Linked DNA regions of Homo sapiens: region 1 is linked to region 2. A link is a contact called in ENCODE Hi-C or POLR2A ChIA-PET data. All regions are on one chromosome and are shown on one strand. The core of a region is the stretch at or near the end of the contact, and the rest is flanking DNA. Distances in the headings are between cores, read along the strand shown. Region 1 overlaps NTNG1 (netrin G1). Region 2 holds the start of NTNG1 (netrin G1).

Region 1 (3,690 bases), core at 255-2,754, 220 kb before region 2:
CTATATATATTATATATATTTTTTCAAACCCATTTCAAAGATCTTTTGCCTTTTTTTTGGAGCTATGTACTTCCATATTGCAATATAAGAACTGATTCTTCTTTAAAACAATGAAATTTATAGAGTTAAAGAAGTGAGATAGCAGTTACACGAGAAGCAGATTTATGTGTCATGTATACAAATCAATAACAAAACTAAGTTTCTTAAGTCTTTCTAGTAATCATGGGAAGAAATATGTAACATGTATTCTGGAGGCATGGACGAGAGATACTCAGTGACTGGTGACTAGATGTTAGAAAGTAGCCTCTCGGCTATGAGTCAAGGACCATATATTAAGTGATCTTTACATCCTAAACAGGGCTTAGCATAGGATGTGCACATATTAGTTGCTACTTAAATGCTTTCTAATATATTGATTTGCTAAGCAGACTGATAATGCAGATAAAATTTCACAGGCATTACTTGACTTTGCAAATACTTTTCAGAATTCAAATAAATTATTTATGTACTACCCATGAATTAGAGACTATCCATTCATTATCATATAAATTATATTACTTGATTTCCTTGCTGAAAATCTTCCAGTGGCTTCCTGTTGCCTATAGGACCTAAACAATTTGGCATTTGCTCATCTCTCCTACCTTAATTTCTATCACTTTCCACCTTGAGTATTCCATACTGTACTTTCTATTTCTCTTCAGGGTCTTTACACTCACTGTTTCTCTTTTTGGAATGTTCTTCCACAGATATTTCCGTGGCCCACTCTTTCACATCCTTTAACTTTTGTTCTGATATTCTGACCTCTCAGATCACCTCTTCCTAAAGTGGCTGTCTTCTTATTCTCTTTCCCTTACCCTGATTCATTTTTCTTCATGGTATATATCACTGCCTGAAATTATATTTATTGTTTTGGTGTGTCAAGTTCAGTACCTGGTATATAATGCCCACTAAACATTTTCCTAAAAAAAATCAATTTTTCTAATCAATATGTTTGAGTGCTATAGACCAAAGGGTTGGTCGGTTGTCAGGCAGGTAAGCAGACCCTGTATAAGACAACAGGGTGTGGCGGGAGCAGCAACCATGTGTGAACAGTTTAGGCTTGATTAAGAGGTATGCAAATAAAAAATAAGTAAAATGTTGTGTCGACCAAATAAGATATATCTGGGGACCAGATTGGGCCCAACTGTTTTGGGTTTACATAAGTTACACAATAAATAGCAGTGACTATCTCGTGATAGTTTTGGAGAAAATACTGTTTTCTATAAATATGTATTTCCACTTCTCTCTTTTCCTTTTTTTTCATCTTATCACACTTAGTATTTTTTCCTTCAGATGTAAAGGTGAATTAGCACGGTGTATGCACTCAATACTGTCTGTTCAGCTCCCTAATGATATGAACAGTGAATGCAAATGTAAACCTATCTGTAGGTTTTCTAATCACAGAAACAGGAAGCTCCAAATTTAAGAACATAGAATCAGTGATGCAAATGTGTTGGGGGTGGGGGAGCTTGCCAAGGACAGACAGAAAATAGAAAAAGTCACCCTTCACTTCTGATGCCTACTCTCAATCAAGTCTCAGATAGGGGCAATTTCCAGAGAAATGATCATCCTATAGGTATGAATAGGTTAATGAAGCTATAAAGCCTTTGTTTGCCCACCAGACCTGTTTTCTCTTCTCTTCCTGGGAAACTAAGGCTTCTCTTAAGCCATTCTCTGATTCTCTGATATCTTAACTGGTCTGTGATAGGGTTCAGATTCAGTCAATCTATTATCATCTCCTATTTATATTTCTCTGCAATCAATGACCATGCTGTATTGCTTCAGGCTGTGATTCACAATCATAAACTGTAGTTTATATTTATCAACTTCATTTATGAGAAAAATTGGGCACGCAGGATGTAATTACATTGTCATGAGCTGCTAAAGACAAACACTGAGGCTCACACATCAGTGACCACAGAAGTCAGACCCGTTCTCCCCAACAGCTCAGTTTGTGTGTCCAAATCTCTATAGCTCTACTGGCATCTAGGAGCTGCAATTTCCTGTGTGTGTGTTTTAAGTTGCCTTGTTCAGATTTCTAGCAAATTGGAGTAACATTTGGTGATAGAGACGTCCGCATTTTCAATAGAACTTTATATTTTTTTGTGAGACAATGATCAGCCTTGTAGCAGTTGGCCATAATTTAGATTAATTTACAGTGGAGCTGTCAAGTCTAGAATTAACAGAGAAAACCTAGCATAAACTAATCTGTCAGTTCAAGGCACAGACTTCAATCCTTTAATCACAGCTAAACTCTTTTACTTCTGGGGCACCAAAGCTGTCCTCACAGCAGGGTGTTATGGCATGTTTGTAATGTCTGAAGGGTAAAAATATGCTCAAATTGCAGTTCAAATACTGTGTTTTTAAGCAACAGCAGCTTGTAGATGTTGTTAAACTCTCTGCCTTTTTTTTTTTCCTGGAATGATTTGATTATCATCGTAAGGTCCTCTTTAGAATTCCTTACTTTCAAAACAGATACACTAAAATTTAGGCTTTTCTCCCCCATAGGTCAGTGCTCTGTATTAGTTTGGAAAAAGATGACCAGATTTTCAGTGGGCTAGATCAACACTAGAATGCAACAAATGAATTGATTGTAAAGAAAAAGTTTACATTAGACAGACTCATCCAGAACAGGAAACCCCCACTCGTGACCAAATCTATGTGCAAGTGGCCATTTGCTGTTGATTAATTCTAGTCATAGATGTCAAAAAAAAAAAAAAATTAAGTACTATCTCCTCATGCCCATCTATTTTCCAGTGCTCAACTTGAGAGTATCATCTTCTTCAATAAGGCTTGAAGAACTAAATTTTTAAAATAACTCAAGTAGAGGTAGCACTTAATATTTCTTAGTCCAGAGTGTAATATTTTCTCTCAATTGCATTTTTCCCCACAAAGATTAAAAAAATTCATACCTTAGGTATTTACTTTCAGGTTGTGCATATTGTTATATATGCATTCTTAGGACATGTAAACACTTTCTCACAGTGTTTAGAGTCACAATAAAAGCTCATTTTTAATTTGATATCTTTCAAAATTTTAACCATGTATTCGAATGGAATGATCTATTATTTGAGTGGTCAGAAATTTAAAAGAAACGATTTGACTTACATAGAAGAGTAGTATATAATGCTATAAATTCCACTGTTACAGTTTCAAATGTTCCTTAGATATATGAAACCAAGTGCAACTTTAATATTCTAACTAAAGAACTTCATCTATATTTCAAATGTTTCTAATCAATATTTTCCTTCATTTCAGATCAACTCACCATTATAATCACAGATAACTGGAAAGTTAAGGACCAGATAGCCTGTTATGAATAATTTACAGCTGTCATTGTGAAAAACGAATTGTTAAATATCACTGAAAAAAAAATATTTACAATTTTATGTCAAAAAATAATTTTTTTCCAGTTCCCTTTGTTCTTTGTTAGCTTTTAAAATCAAGCTGTCCTCTTTCTTCCAATGTTAACTTGGTGATTCAGGATTTCTGGCCATTTCTCAACTATTTCTATCAGATCAGCCAAGTAAAGAATGAAATTAGCTAAAGTTTTTAAGGAACTATGAAATGTCTGTGGAAGAAATGAAGTAGTTAAAATTAAAAGCTGAGCTCTCATATGTTTATGGAGATTTTGGGGTCCAAGACTTTGAC
Region 2 (3,444 bases), core at 310-2,809:
GATTCACCATATGTTTAGTGGAGTTCTGAATCTTACTCAGAATTTTCCATTCCAAAGATTGACAATTTGTTATGAGGAGTGGCTCCATTATTCCCTGTATAAAGAGAAGAATGGGTGAGAGAGGAGGACCGTCTACTCACTGGAAATCTGTACCTGATGCAACTATAGGAGCTCAACCTGCGACTTTTCCAAGTAAAGTTGCTTTAAAATCCCCGCTAGGAATTTTCTTCCCTTGCCCTGTAAGATGACAGCCTACTCTTAAGTGGATTTCTGAAGGAAAAAAAAAAAAAGTCCCCGGGTGAGGGTACTAAAATTAACAGCAGAGGGCGCAGTTTCTTTTTATATCTAAGTTTTTCCTTGTATGAATCACTTAATTGGTTATTTTAGGCCCAATAATATTCAGTATTATTTGTATTATATATAGATATCCACAGATCCATACAGGAGTGCAATTCAGTGTCCCTAGCCGAATCCATCAACCGATTAATATGATGCCAGTAAAGAATATGAGAGAATATTCCAAACAGCATCCCTACACCAAGTCTTCCTCTTTCAATTTCCCTTTCTCCCCAGCTGCACAACATGGGATAGTAATGTTTTAATCTAGCACCAATAAAGGCGATTAAAAGAAGGGACTTCAAAAGCTCTCGATGTGGCCACCAGATCCCCAAGGCCGGCAATAGGGCAAGTGTTTTTTTGTTTTTTTTGTTTGCTTTTCCCCAAACAAATATAATTGGCGAAAGAAAGAAAAAATAACGACAAGCCGCCTGAGCGATGTGTGTGGCCAGGTGTGCGTGAGAGAGGGAGAGCGCGGGGCCCCTGTCAGTCGGCGGATGGAGGCTCAGACCCCACGCCTGGGCTCCGGACACAACAAGAGGACGCATCACCGGCCCGGGGCGCACCCCCGGGAAGACTTGTGTGTGGGTGTGAGCGTGTGCCGCTGTGTGTGCGCGTAGGGCTCCGCGCGCTGCCTCCTCGGGGCGCTTTACAAAGTTCCTCGCCCACCCGGAGCCTTCCCTCCCGCCTGTGCATCGCAGCGGGTGGGGCGGGGGGCGGCGGGGGGTGGGGAAACCCGGGGGAGAGGGGCACGGGCGAGAGGCTCGGGTCGCAGTAGGAGAGGCGAGCCGCAGGCACTTACCGTGTGGCTCGTTTGCCCTTGCGCCGGGCGGGAGCCGAGCCGACGGCGCGGGGCGGCGGCCCTGCGCAGCCAGCCTGGTCCGCCTCGGGCGGCGGCCGCAGCAGCGGAGCCCGCGGGCGGCGTACGGGCGGAGGGCGGCAGCTCCCGCGGAGCCTCCTCCCCAGGCGGGAGCGGGCGGAGCGGGAGGGGTGGGCGTGAGGACCCGAGCCGCCGCCACCGCCGCAGCCCGGGGATTCCGATCGCGCCCGGCCGCCGGCGGGAGAGGACCCCGAGGACCGAGAACCCAGCGCCGGCCCGCCACTCCCCGCCGCTTAATTACCTTCGCCTCCGCCCCCGGGGGGAGCCTCCTGCAAGTCGCCCCCTCTCGGAGCCCGCACCCAGAGGGGGAATTCCTTCCCGTTGACGTCCTCTTCCGAAATGCAAAAGATCAGTGACTTTGACAGGTAGATGAGGGGGAGGGAGTAAGGGTGGGCGGAGAGGAAGAGAGGATGAGAAAGGTGCCTCTCCCTCCAAAAATATAGTGATATTAATAATGAGATCTCAGCCTTCGGAGGTCGTGCCAGCCCAGTCCCCTGCTCGCCGGCTCTCCTCCGCGCCTCCTCGCTCCGCTGCCTCTGACACTTCTCGCCTTAAACTTTTACTGAGGGATATTTTTTCTTTTTTCTATTTCTATTTCTTTTTTTTTTCCTCTTTTTTTTTTTTTCAAGCCGCAGGACGATTTTCTGGTTCCCGGGGATCAGAACCAGCGGCCAGGCGGTTCTATGCCGCTTGGCACCGCTTTCATTTTATTTCAGATGAAGACGTTGAGCTTAGTCAGAAGGGGCATAAATCAGGACAATTAGCATTGGCGCCAAGAAGATCCTCTAATACCAATTTCGCCCGGGTTTCCTTCGCGCATTCCTCCACTCAAGTCAGAAATGTCACTGCACATAGCACTGATGGCAGTGAGACGCGACGCACCCAAAGTCCGTTTGATGAAATATACATGGCCCACGACGCTTCTGGATTGCGGCTCCCGGACTCCCCGCCCCCACCAGCGGCTCCCGGCCGGGACCCTGCTCCGAGCGGGCAGCGAGCTCCTGGCAAACTTAGGGGCCAGTGCCAATTAAAGAGTGAGCGCGAGAGCCGGAAAGAGGAGCGGCAAAGAAGCAAGCCCGGGGAAGCCGCAGCCCTCGGAGGGGTGGCATGTACGTTTCACTTAAAAAGCAGATCTTCTTCTGCAACTGCCAGCAAGTGGAAGGATAGCAAACCTTATACTACCTCGAGACCTGTGCGCTCCGAGCGGTCCTAACTCCGTCCCGCTCGCTGTTGCTGTTGCTGGTGCTGCTCCGGCTGCAGCTGCTGCCGCTCCACGACCTCGGGGCGCTGAGGCAACAGGGCCCCCTCCCTCTACTCCCCATCCCCCCCGGCTCCTCCACAGAAGCGCCGTTTCCAGTAACTCCTCGTGTACCTCCCACTTCTGCCGCCGTCCATCCCACCCCTCTCTCTTCTGTCCCCTCCCCAAACCGTTCCCAAGCACACCCTTCGCCGCTGGAAGTGATCACAATGTTGTTTTTCAACAAGCACTTCCTTTGCCCGGAGGCCCCTACAGCCCTAGACTGGAAACTCCTCCTTTAGAAATTCATTCCCCTTTAAAAAGTTGAAGTTCAAGGGAGAGCTGCGCATTTCAGGCTTCCTTGCCTTTTCTAAGAGAAAGACAAATGCTCCGATGCTCCAGGCTTCATTCCCCACCAAGGCGGGCTCAGACTCACCTGGGATCACTCTTAGCTACACATTAACGTCAAACAGAAACAAATCCGAATTTAGATAAGATAGGGAGACTTCCATTAGAAAGAAAGACTATTGCAACAGGGAAAACGCTCTGATCTCAGAAATCTGCAAACCTCTCAAAACCAAACAGAAATCGGCCTTTTTTTTCTATATATATAAGGGGGAGCAAGCAATAGGCAAAGCCAAGTGGATGGGGGAAACAACTCACTTCAAGACCCTCTTGGTTGAACAAGAAATGTGTCTCTGTGGTCCAAGAATTTGGAAGATAAGCTAACAATGGTGAATGTTTCACATTTTAGTTCTTGCTCAGATTTGGGGGGCAAGCTAAATTCCAGGGACCTGCTGGAGAGAAGCCTGACTCATGTTTGGTCAAGGCAAAGTGGCGGGTGGGGGGGGGGTGGAAGAAATGGGCAATTGTGAACACTTAGTCACTATGTGTCCCACAATTAAGGCAGGAGGCTGAGTAATTGGGTCATTTTTCTGTGATGACTGGGGGTGGTGTGGTAAAAGGATGGATGGGGGAGAAGTTTGTTGAG

The links. Hi-C counts contacts between places; a loop is a spot of excess contacts on that map. ChIA-PET counts read pairs that join two places held with the same protein, here RNA polymerase II (POLR2A).
Region 1: a map of OCI-LY7 shows a loop between it and region 2 (3-fold over the local background). The contact joins the enhancer-like site here to the promoter of NTNG1 in region 2. A Hi-C loop is called at or near these places in 1 of 168 maps with a recorded cell type or tissue (OCI-LY7). POLR2A ChIA-PET finds 5 or more read pairs at or near these places in 2 of 52 experiments (HEK293T and OCI-LY7).

The regions. Positions count from the first base shown.
Region 1 is chr1:107,357,430-107,361,119 of GRCh38, reverse strand. The region is part of intron 3 of NTNG1 (netrin G1); the gene reads right to left. Among named protein-coding and RNA genes, the nearest start is that of NTNG1, 220 kb to the right of the region's middle. Within about 2 kb of position 1,504, at least 3 of the 41 ENCODE cell types and tissues checked have a DNase peak (open chromatin) inside an H3K27ac peak, as active enhancers do; they include OCI-LY7, where a contact is called at or near this core.
Region 2 is chr1:107,139,154-107,142,597 of GRCh38, reverse strand. NTNG1 (netrin G1) reads right to left here and starts at 1,559. Exons shown (of 8, transcript NM_001113226.3): 1 at 1,458-1,559. RefSeq lists silencers at 865-1,144, 1,165-1,454 and an enhancer at 1,388-1,919.